2 separate regions of the Homo sapiens genome follow, and region 2 is linked to region 1. Evidence: read pairs that join two places in POLR2A ChIA-PET (ENCODE). Cell type or tissue: A673. All regions are shown on one strand. Links, peaks and the distances in the headings refer to the core of each region. The heading gives the core; the rest is flanking DNA.

Region 1 (5,380 bases), core at 60-5,059:
ACAGCCCGTCTAATGAGAGTGCCAACATTTCTAAAGGACTTCAGGGTCAGTGGAAGTGAAGGTTCATAGGGTAGACACAGCTCTGGATGCAGTCAGGTCCCCAACAATCATCTCAGTGGTTCCTCCAAAAAAGAAGGTCTGACTTGTGCTCTCTGGGTGTTTTTCTGGCCTTTCACTGCCTGCCCGCCCTCACAGAGGAGACACCTCTACTCCCCATTCCCATTCCCACCACACCCACCTGGCTCCTGGATGCACAAGCCCTTCCCAGTAGCCCAGGCCCCTCGAGCCTCACCTGTCCACTGTCATCTTACTCAGTGGTGTGTGGCTTTAGGCAGCACACCCTCTCCAAAGGTACCTCTCACCTGAGTGATAGGTACTCCAGAAGGCGAGCACAGTTCTGAACCCAAATTCTTTATAATTTCACCCAAACCTAATATACAAAAATAAAACAAAACCATACTGAGTGTAACAATTGGGGCCATAATAACTTTAGATAAGAAATTTCCATCATTAGGAAATATAATGGGAAAATCAGTAGTATGTGGGGGAAGGCATTATAGGGTGACTTAAATGGACATCTATCTGGAAGCAAAACAGTGTATAGGTGTCAAAATGTGTGTGTCATTATCAGATACAAGTAGTTTCTTTTATTCAGAGGCCTTATTTTTAGTGACAACCTCATTTTTTTCAGAAAATAATCTGTTCATCACTAAAACTACTTCTGGCTGGTCAGAAACACCACCATCTCAGAGAGGGACTTGAGAGTGACATTAATGCACCAGAGAGAGGCCAGCAAAAAGTGAGGGTGACTTTTATTCTAATGGCTTTCTAGGGAATAAACACCCATAGCAACTCTTCTGCTCTTTCATTATAATTTTTCTGCCATGGTCTATTTAGCTGGGAAACATCTGAAGCCATTTTTACCTAATAAATACCAGATCAAACTTTTCATTGACTTTTTTCTATCATATGAAGTATGTCATTTAAGACATAAGGCAGCCAACATTTAGAGCTACTTTTGAGGATTTCATTACAAAATGTTACTCTTCCCTCCCCCCTCACATTATGAGCTGAGCAGCTTTCAGTACTTGAGTCACATGTATCTAAATGAGGTAAATGTTGAGTTTAAAGCAATTAAGGAGGAGGAGGAGGGATTATTTTTCTTTTGTAATTGGAGAGGATATGTTAATTATTTTTATTTGAAAAGTCAAATCATGCAATTGAAAGCAAAATAAATAAGCATTTCAGTCTCATTTCTCTCAAATGGCCACTGGATGCCTTGAAAGCAAAAAACAACATGAACATCAGATTTAATAATTTTCTAAATAACCAGCAACAAATATGTTCCAAACCTGCAAATAAAATATGAATGCACTTTGTCAGCTAGACACTGAAACTTGAGATGAGGGGCCAGAAAGGTAGAAAGTTACTTAATGGTACAATATAGTACGATATAAGCCTGAGAAAACACCAAAGAGCCTAAGAAGCCCCTTCAAACACTGCTTCACCAGAAAAAATTAAGAGCTGCTATGACCCAACCAAATACCTGCCCCCCAAATTAAGAAGGGTTGATAGGCCCTTCCAGGCCATCCTCCTGCCTGAAGACAGAATGGACATCATTCCAGAGAGACACAAGTTACCTGTCTGTCAAGTGGTTGCAGGAGAAGCCTCAGCTTTCTCCTGAAAGCCATCATAATGCCACAGTCACCACTGCCATCACCTCTTTACTTTCATCTAGCCTGACTCACTTTTTCTGTGAGTTTATCCTTAGTGAAAACAAAGAACAGTTGGTCATCATCTTCTTACACTAATAATCCATCATCTAATTAAGACCGTTTTATGCACCAATAGCAGACTTTTCTCAATGAATTATCTCCAGGCCTCTAGCATCTCCTCTCTGACATAATTTTTTTTTTCTTTTTTAGGTCTTTAGTCATTCTATGGCTCTCCTTTAAACAGCCTTCATGTTTCCCTTCAGGATGTGATGACCGGGCCTGGATACTGTATTCCAACTGTGTTCTGATAGTGCTGACTAGAATAAGGTTATGCCTAACAGATCTGGCAGAGACACAGACAGGAACCAAGACTAGAGATGGAAAGTTCCAACAGGCTTCCGGTCTTTGGTTCTAGTTGGTTCCCAAGGTCCCAAGTCACTCCTGTCTCCTAATAATAAGTTCCCTGATTTTGCTTAAGTTGTCACCACTGTTTTTTTTTTTTTGATACTTGCAAACTTCTCACAAATATATCTGTGTTTAACAGCTGCTCCCAGACATGGCTGCTATAAGACTGACAAGGCTCAGGTCCAGAGCCAGGCAGAAAGAAGGCCTTAAAAGCAAAATGCCAAAGCATTGGCCATTTGACTATGCCCAAAGACCATGTCCTAGAAGTTCCCTCTTCCACCATTGACCCATCAGCACTTAAGCTTCATGACTTCTGTAGATTTTGTACTCCTAGCTAGCTCTACCTAGATGATTGGTGCATTATTATCTTAGATAATAACACTCAACACCCCCAACAGCACAGCTCTAGCCACTCCTCAGTCTTTGCTAAAATCATGATCATCTGTTCCAAAGCCATTATTTTATAGGTATAGAAATGGAGGCTGAGAAAAATATAAAGTGACAACATCAAATGTATAACCCTAAAACAAGCTATTCACTGGACTCCTGCCAATCAATCCACAACTTACCCTGGGGGTCACTGAATTTTTCAGCAATACCTACATTATGAAGCAATTTGCTATGCCAATATTTGCCAGTGTGACCTTCCCCAAAGTGTTTTGTGGTTCTCTATTTCCCCATTTGCTTCTCAGAGTATTTTGTTTCTCTGAACACCAGCACCCTTGGACACCTAGCCCAATGGCCAGTGGTTTTGACCTTAGTTCACCTAAAAAAAAAAAAAAAAAAGGAGAGAGAGAGCGAGAGCTACTCATACAGGAGGAATATCTTCCAGGAAACCTACCTCAAAAAGATTGTCCACTAGAAACATGAGGCAGCTTTTCATTTCCCCTTTATCAAAAATCGTAAAATTGACTCTTCTTCTTATTCAGAATGTATGAGTCCTAGTAAAACTCCTGCTTTCCTAGTTGAAAACCCAAGTCAGAATTTTAAAATATCTTATTTCCACACTATATAAAGGTTATATGCACTGTTATGTCCCTTTCTTACTGTCTTTTTTTTCTCAAGTTCACATCTCAGCATTCCCGTGTTGAATTCTTCTGCTTTTATCTTTAATTACTTCCCCAGGTTACTGTTTACTATCCAGCCCTAATCTCTGCTATTCTGACTACCCTTGCCTTTTCCAAATTCCCATTTTAGGGTCCCTTAAGAACTTAATCAGGTTTTTTAAAAATTTAGTGCCCCATCAATCATGAACCCTTCTCCTAAGCATTCACCTTATATTTTAATATTTGGTCATATCAGAGGAAAGCTAACTTGACTTTCTTGGGAAACTTTGTTGTACATATTTTGTATCCTGTTCTATTTCTAGCCTCCCCTCTGTAGGTCTACACACTTTTGCTGGAACATTACACCTAATCCATTATCCAGAAAATGGAAATATAATACTAAGTGGTTTACTGCAGCCCCCATTTTTTTCATAATGACATAAAAAATTATGACACTTAAAAGCCAATGATCCCTGCAGTCATTTATCCTCAAGTAAGAATAAGTTTATTCTTGTGGAGCAAAATCTGTATCAGATATAGTTCTCACATTGTAAGATATGTACCCTTAATGGATAACATCAGGGCAGCCTGCAAGCACCCAGCATCCATTCTGTACCCTGATGGTGCAGAGCCCATTATCAGAAGGCAGGTAGGCTCTTACCATTCAGATGGAAGGGCCAGCCTTTCAGAAATTCACTGAAGCCTCAATGTCAAATGTGGTTTCACAGAGAGATAATGATTCCTTTCAAACAATGGGAAAATAACTGAGGAAAGTCATTATGTCACTGTTAAAAAATGTTCTCAATGATCCTGCCCTAGCTGTTACCTAATCTGAGTTTTATTTCTAAAGGCTCCTGAGTGAGAAGACTTAAGCACTGCACATACCCAGCTCATGAAGTAATTGCTTTCTATGTAAATCAAATATCGGTAGCAGAATGTGAACAATGCTGGGGTGAAGGGGTGAGGTTACTGGGGGACGATGTAGCAGCTAAAGAAGTTTTAAAACTACACCCACTTTGACAGAGCTCTTAGTCTCTAACACCAACTGGAGAACAGGCAAGCATCTGGCAGATGAGGGCTGTTTACAGAACACCAGCTGCTGGCCTGAGGTGGTTTCTCCAGAGCCATCTGCTTTTAAAGAGGCCCTCACCTGGGCTTCCTGGGGGAGCCACAGGCTATGAGAGATACCCATCCATGCTGACAGCCACATCTCCAGACAGCCTCCTTTGGGAGTAACCAGTTGTCCAGGTATTAGATTCAGTCTCTCAGCCTGGGGCAACTGTGCAACTAACCTTTTCTGATGACCTTCTTTCAAGCCTTCTGCTCCCACTCAGCTCCTGTGAGTTAGCAGCTCTCCTAAATTCCTGATAAAAGAAGTACTGCAGACATATTTCCTGCCACTAGAAATCGGCCCTTGACATCTTCCCAATAAAATATTATGCAGCCATTTGAAATGATGACGCGATTAGATTTATTGGTCAAAAAAAGTTCACACTAGATCGTTAAATTTAAAATGCAGGTTATAAGACAGCAATTTGAGAGTATTTTTTAAATCAATGTTTAAGTGAATGTATTTATAAAAAGGCACTAAAAGGTCTGGAAGAGCTTACATCAAAATATTAACAGAGGCCATCTCTGGAGATTACAGGTTATTTTTTCTTTATGTTTAACTTTATTTTCTAATTATTTAATGTATGTGTACTCTATGTATAATTTTTAAACTAGTAAGTTAAGAGAAAGAAATTCAGCCTCTAAATACGTGGACCAAATTTTCACTCCTCCCTTCTTTATGTTACTTGTTTTTGAGACAGCAGTTATAGAACAGGGGCACTATAGTTTCCCAACTCTCAGGGAAACCTCCATTGGCCACAAGAGTCCCTTGAGTGCTCTGTGCCCTGCAAGAGAATAGAAGAGCCTTATAGAGAAAACTACAACCTTGGTGAACCACCGATTAAACACAGCAGAACCACAGGAGGCTTGCAGGGGGAAATCTAAGTAACATGGCTTTAAAGATTTCTTTAAAGGTGGTAAAAGTCTTTTTAAATAAAATATATTGATTTTAAAACTATTACTATGACCTTTTCTTGATGATCAAAAGCAGATTGAATTTTATTCTTAATCACTGTGCATTTTTTTTGTATTTTTACCACCTCTATCTAATATAAAACATCTGTAGCCTTTGGACTGGACTCCAATTCTCCCCACTACTCTCTG
Region 2 (5,380 bases), core at 183-5,182, 52 kb before region 1:
TGGAGTGCAGTGGTGCTATCTTGGCTCACTGCAAGCTCCACCTCCTGGGTTCACGCCATTCTCCTGCCTCAGCCTCCCGAGTAGCTGGGACTACAGGCGCCTGCCACCATGCCTGGCTAATTTTCTATGTTTTTAGTAGAGACGGGGTTTCACTGTGTTAGCCAGGTTGGTCTCGATCTCCTGACCTCGTGATCCACCCGCCTCGGCCTCCCAAAGTACTGGGATTACAGGCGTGAGCCACCGCGCCCGGCCCAGTCCTTCCTTTTCTTTGTATCTGAATAGAAGTAAAGACCCGGCGGTAATCGCATCCCTCTCCATTTAGTATGGAAACCACCTCTCTCCTTGCCCTATTTCCTTCCATTTTTGCCTTCTCCATTTTTCCTCTTTCTCCCCAAGGCATACAAATTGTATGCCAGATACATAATATGCTCAATCATTAGTATTGAAGGATGACCCTGGTAGTTGATGTCCATGCCTCCCTTAGACAAGAAAGCCCTACATTCTCCACCTTACCCAAACACCAGGTATTAGTCAACAGTGGGGCAAGAACAAAATATAAGGATATAAAAGGTGCCTGGAGCAGAGGGAAGAAAAACAGTTAAAGCTGGAATTCTTTGGTTTTCAAGTAATAAAAACAACCCAATCCCACCTGATATAAGCAAACCAGGGGGAAAAAAAAGGTATTTTATGGGCTCATAAAACTGAAAAGTCTAGGCTGGGCATGGTGGCTCACACCTGTAATCCCAGCACTTTGGGAGGCCAAGGCGGGTGGATCACGAGGTCAGGAGTTCAAGACGAGCCTGGCCAAGATGGTGAAATCCTGTCTCTACTAAAAATACAAAACTTAGCCAGGCACGGTGGCAGGCACCTGTAATCCCAGCTACTTGGGAAGCTGAGGCAGGAGAATCGCTTGAACCTGGGCAGCAGAGGTTGCAGTGAGCTGAGATCATGCCACTGCACTCCAGCCTGGGCAACAGAGTGACACTCCATTAAAAAAAAAAAAAAAAAACTGAAAAGTCCGTGTTCAATCTTGCCTATTGAAGGAGCTTGGATCAGTCACAATGTCTCTGGGCTCCTCCTTCTAGCAGTTCTTCCTCTAGATAAGCTCCAATCCATGACTTCACAAAAGTATTTCTAGAAAATTCAGGCTTATATCTTCAGAAACCTCAGTCCAACAAAAAGAAAATCTGCTTCCCAATACCTCAAACACCAATGCCAAAATTGAATTTCTTTTGGCTCTCATTGGCCCACTTTCAGTCACATGTCCATGGCTGAAACATGGCTGTGGCCAAGAGAATGGACTGCACAGATTGGCTCAACCTAACCTAGTTACATGCTCCACTCCTTCAGGCCCGGGGATGAAATCAGCCTCACAGGAAGCACATGGACTGAGAATAGGAAAGGGGAACCATCGAAGTAAAACTGTGTCCCCAAGAAGGTTGTGCAGGTGCTGAATGGCAAAGTTAGTAAACATTCATTACACTTCCCCAACGCTGCAGGGATGATCAAGAAATCCTTCATAGAGAATTAGAAGAGATTTTAGAAGGAAGCTGGGAAGGATAAGTAGGAGTTTGACAGGCCAAAGGCTGCAATGACAGTAAACAGGCCATTCAAAGCCGAGAGAACACCATGCAAAAATGCAGTGGACAGAAAAAAAGTCTTGATTTTTTTCAAGGAAATGCAAGTAACTTGTCTATAGATGTGCTGTGGGAAGTTGCAATAATTGAGGCATACAAGTAGGCTGATTGTGTTGGACTTTATATGCTATACACAGGGATGCAGAATTTTATCCTGCATGGAGAGATGAGGAACACTGAGATAGATATGTTGAGCAAGCATTTAATCTCTTGAGCAGCATGGAAGATGTGTTGGATTGGAGACACAAGGGCTGTGGGAATGGAGTGGAATCTCAGTCAAAAATGTATTACATAACCTAAACCATGGGAACTGGCCATGGGGATTAAGAGGTGGGGCTAAACTTAAGAACTATCTAGGAAGTAGAACTGATAGGCCTGATGACTGACTGAACTGGGGGAGAGAGGCAGGATGCAAGAGAAAGAGAAGATTTCTCGCTCAGGTTTCTGAATTAGAGAACTGTATAAAATGAAATGCAGGTTTACTAAAATGCCAAATTAATAAAGAATGGCCATTCCATCACCATTAAGTCTTGAATCTAACTTTCCAACTCAGAACTTTAATAAAAACACATGCCAGCAATCTTAGTTACTCTTCAGTATTTATAAGTCTTGTGTGACTAACCATTTCATTCACGAACTCATTCTGCAGCCCCCACTGAAGCCCTTCCCCTCACCACACACACACACCCACATTGTATCTGTTCTACATGGGTTATTTATGATGCAGCTGTTTTAGCAGTTGGGATCCTCATGCTGTTCTATCATCATAACACACAAAACAAACAATTCCTTCCCACCGTCTTTGCTCCTTTTGATTTCCAGCTCAGTAAAGTTGCATATTGAAAGAAAGGACATATCATCCATTCTAGTCCATAAATAACATAGCTAAGGTCATCCTTGAAGCAATGAAACTCTCAGGGTGACCTTTTTTTCCTCTAAAAAGTGAACTTTGAGTCATGACAGAGTCCATCAGAAACCACCCTGGTATTTATTTATGTGTTGTTGTGTTTGTGAATGATAGCCCTGCAGGATATCCTCTTTAAGCTTTGCAGCTGTTGATAATGGGTCCCTGCCCAAGTGTGGATTTATTTTACAAACATATTTATCATCTATCAAACATATTGGCTGGCAAAGGTTTTGTATATTCCATGGCTTGTAACATTCTTGCTCCTAACTATTCTGAAACTACTGAAACACACTCATATTGTTCTTGTCCTCCCTTCTAGAAAGAACTGAAAGGCTGACTTTGTCTGGGAGGTAATAGGATTAAATTGCATTTATGCTGAATCCACAGTGTGTAGGGAGCATGAAGCTGTTTTCCAGATGAATCAGCTGATTCTTTGCATTTTACAAGCTATCAGAGGCATTAATGAAAATGCAAGAAAAGCTAACCAACACTTGATGGCAAATAAAGAAAAACAAAGGAAAAAATGAGATTACAGGACAGACATATCATCTTCAGGAGATAGTACTCAGCTCACTCACTCAAGAATCCAAATTAGGAGCTGTGTTTCCAGAGACATGGGCACATGCATTCCCAGAGTTCTAAGTCAAGGAGAAGGTTTGCCAGTGTGCTACATGAATCCCTGTCTTCAAGTCATTCCCACCAGGAGAGGCCAGGGAATGACACCTGGGATGCCAGACTGTTGCTGGCAGCATCTTCCCAAACCAAAGGATCCTGGTAAAACCAGATCCAGTCCCAAATTGAACAGAACTTACTTTGGCTCAGAACATCATGTCCAGAGCAAAACTGGAACCAACCTGGACCGCAAGCAAGCGGGAAATGCTGCTCGGCTAACACTGCTGGTGTTCATCCTCACCTAACAACTCATTCCAGCTGGACAGGAAATCGTAGGCTAGAACTTTGCTTTCACGTTTGACATCTTTCTCTTCTGGAAGCATAAGAAGCTCTCCATTTTTCCAAAGTAGATGAAGAGGATTCAAGCTTCCCATTTAAATTTCTTTTTAATTTCGTTGGTCTTTCTACCCCATTTCCTGCTTCATTATATTTGCTTATCACTCCTCCCCTCACTTTTCCATTTCCTTTATCACACTCCTCTATTCTTTTTGTCTCTTTCAGTTTCTAAATTTTTCCCTCATCTCTACTTACTCTCTTCTCCTAAGAACTACTTTCATTTGAGGCATTAATGTTTTTACTCCCAGAAAATTATGCCAGCCTAAAAGGTTACAACATTCAAATAGAGAAAATACCCCTCCACTAGGAAAGCAAGACTGAGGAAGCCATCAGATAAAATTCCTTAATGTCTGACCCAGATCATGTCACAAAATTGTGCTGATATAAACTACACAGTTTAGCACAATTAATATCACAGTCACTCTTTCAAGTTCATATTTCTTTAACACTTTAGTCAGCAAAGTTTTGAGGGCTCTCCTGTTGTAAGAGCAGAAGGTGTTAATGCATGGCAGGGCTCCATTAAGCTGCCTCCATGCAACTAATACATATCGCCAGTCTTCTCTGTCACCCAGGCTGGAGTGCAGTGGTGTTGACTATAGGTCACTGCAGCCTTGAACTCCTGGGCTCAGGTGATCCTCCTACCTCAGCCTCTCTAGTGGCTAGGACTACAGGCATGTGCCATATAATTATTATTATTTTTTTTTTTTTGTAGAAACAGGGTCTCATGTTACCCAGGCTGGTCTCAAACTCCTGGCCTCAAGTGATCCTCCTGCTTTGGCCTCCCAAAGTGCTGGGATTACTGGCTTGAGCCAATGTACCCAGACTCATCAAGCCTGAAACCCTCTGCCAAGCCTGAAAATCCCCACCTTAATGGTCAATCATCAATAAAATAAACCAGGAATGTTTTTCCAGAGCCCAGCGGCAACTGACCTCTGTTTTCTCTAAACCATGAGTAACTAGTTATTTAATCAAGTTAGATAGTTGATATTTGGGGCATAGAAAAGATGAGGTGCAAGATAGGTATTATTCAAATGCTAGAGGGAGAGGTGGGAGGGTGTTGGACGCAGCTCATTGGGCTGCAAGTGACAGAAATGCAATTTTAACTAGCAGAATTGAAGGAGAAATTTATTAGTTCACAGAAACCAAGGAAGGGTTGAAGGATCAAAGTGAGAGAAAGGCAAGGATCCAGCTTTGCTTAGGAGCACTTGGAACCAGAAGCACGTATCATGGTTTCATCCGCATTTCTGCTTCTCTCAATACAGCAGCACCACTGCAGATAAGTTTCCTCCCCATGGCAGGAAATAAAGACTCCCAGAGCTCCCCTGAGCTTTGCAACCACTGGCACTTCCAGAGAGGGACTGACTCTCTTCTTTACTCTAGTTTGCAAAATTCTCAAGGCAGGAGTCTGATTGCCCCAGACTTAATGCCAACTCTAGGCTAATCAGCTGTGGCCGTGGAGGTCACTGTACATATTCATAAAAGATCATGGCAGCTTTCACTGGAACCACATTGTAAGAGTAAAGGTAGGAGAAGCTCTCAAAACATTTAGTGGGGTAGTGTGGGTTGGGGTGCTAGTCTCAGACAAGAGGCTATATTGAACAACCCAAACGCTGAGAGCCCACTGAACAGAGACCTTGAATAATGGGGACAGCAACAGAACAGACACTGACCACAGAGACCAGGCCAGGGAGGGTCTTGGGGGACTGATAACCCATATCAGAGGTGAGGGTGGGGAGAGAGCAAGCTGTGACTTTATTGCAATTCTATGTAGCACTATTCCTATCCTTGGCTTCCCAGCCCCAGAGGTTACTAGACCTGACAACAGTAG

Evidence for each region. Peaks named below come from ENCODE experiments on the same cell type or tissue, not always from the same donor. Only the 100,000 strongest peaks of a DNase experiment are listed, where the experiment ranks them.
Region 2: POLR2A ChIA-PET joins it to region 1 with 5 read pairs; 3 of 35 experiments call an interaction of 5 or more read pairs at or near these places.

Annotation. Positions count from the first base shown.
Region 1 is chr14:58,662,635-58,668,014 of GRCh38, reverse strand. No RefSeq gene overlaps it. Among named protein-coding and RNA genes, the nearest start is that of DACT1, 27 kb to the right of the region's middle. RefSeq lists enhancers at 3,845-4,345, 4,346-4,847. In A673, for the core only: no CTCF peak of the experiment used is centred there; no DNase peak of the experiment used is centred there.
Region 2 is chr14:58,714,987-58,720,366 of GRCh38, reverse strand. No RefSeq gene overlaps it. Among named protein-coding and RNA genes, the nearest start is that of DACT1, 80 kb to the right of the region's middle. In A673, for the core only: no CTCF peak of the experiment used is centred there; a DNase peak (open chromatin) is centred at 2,916.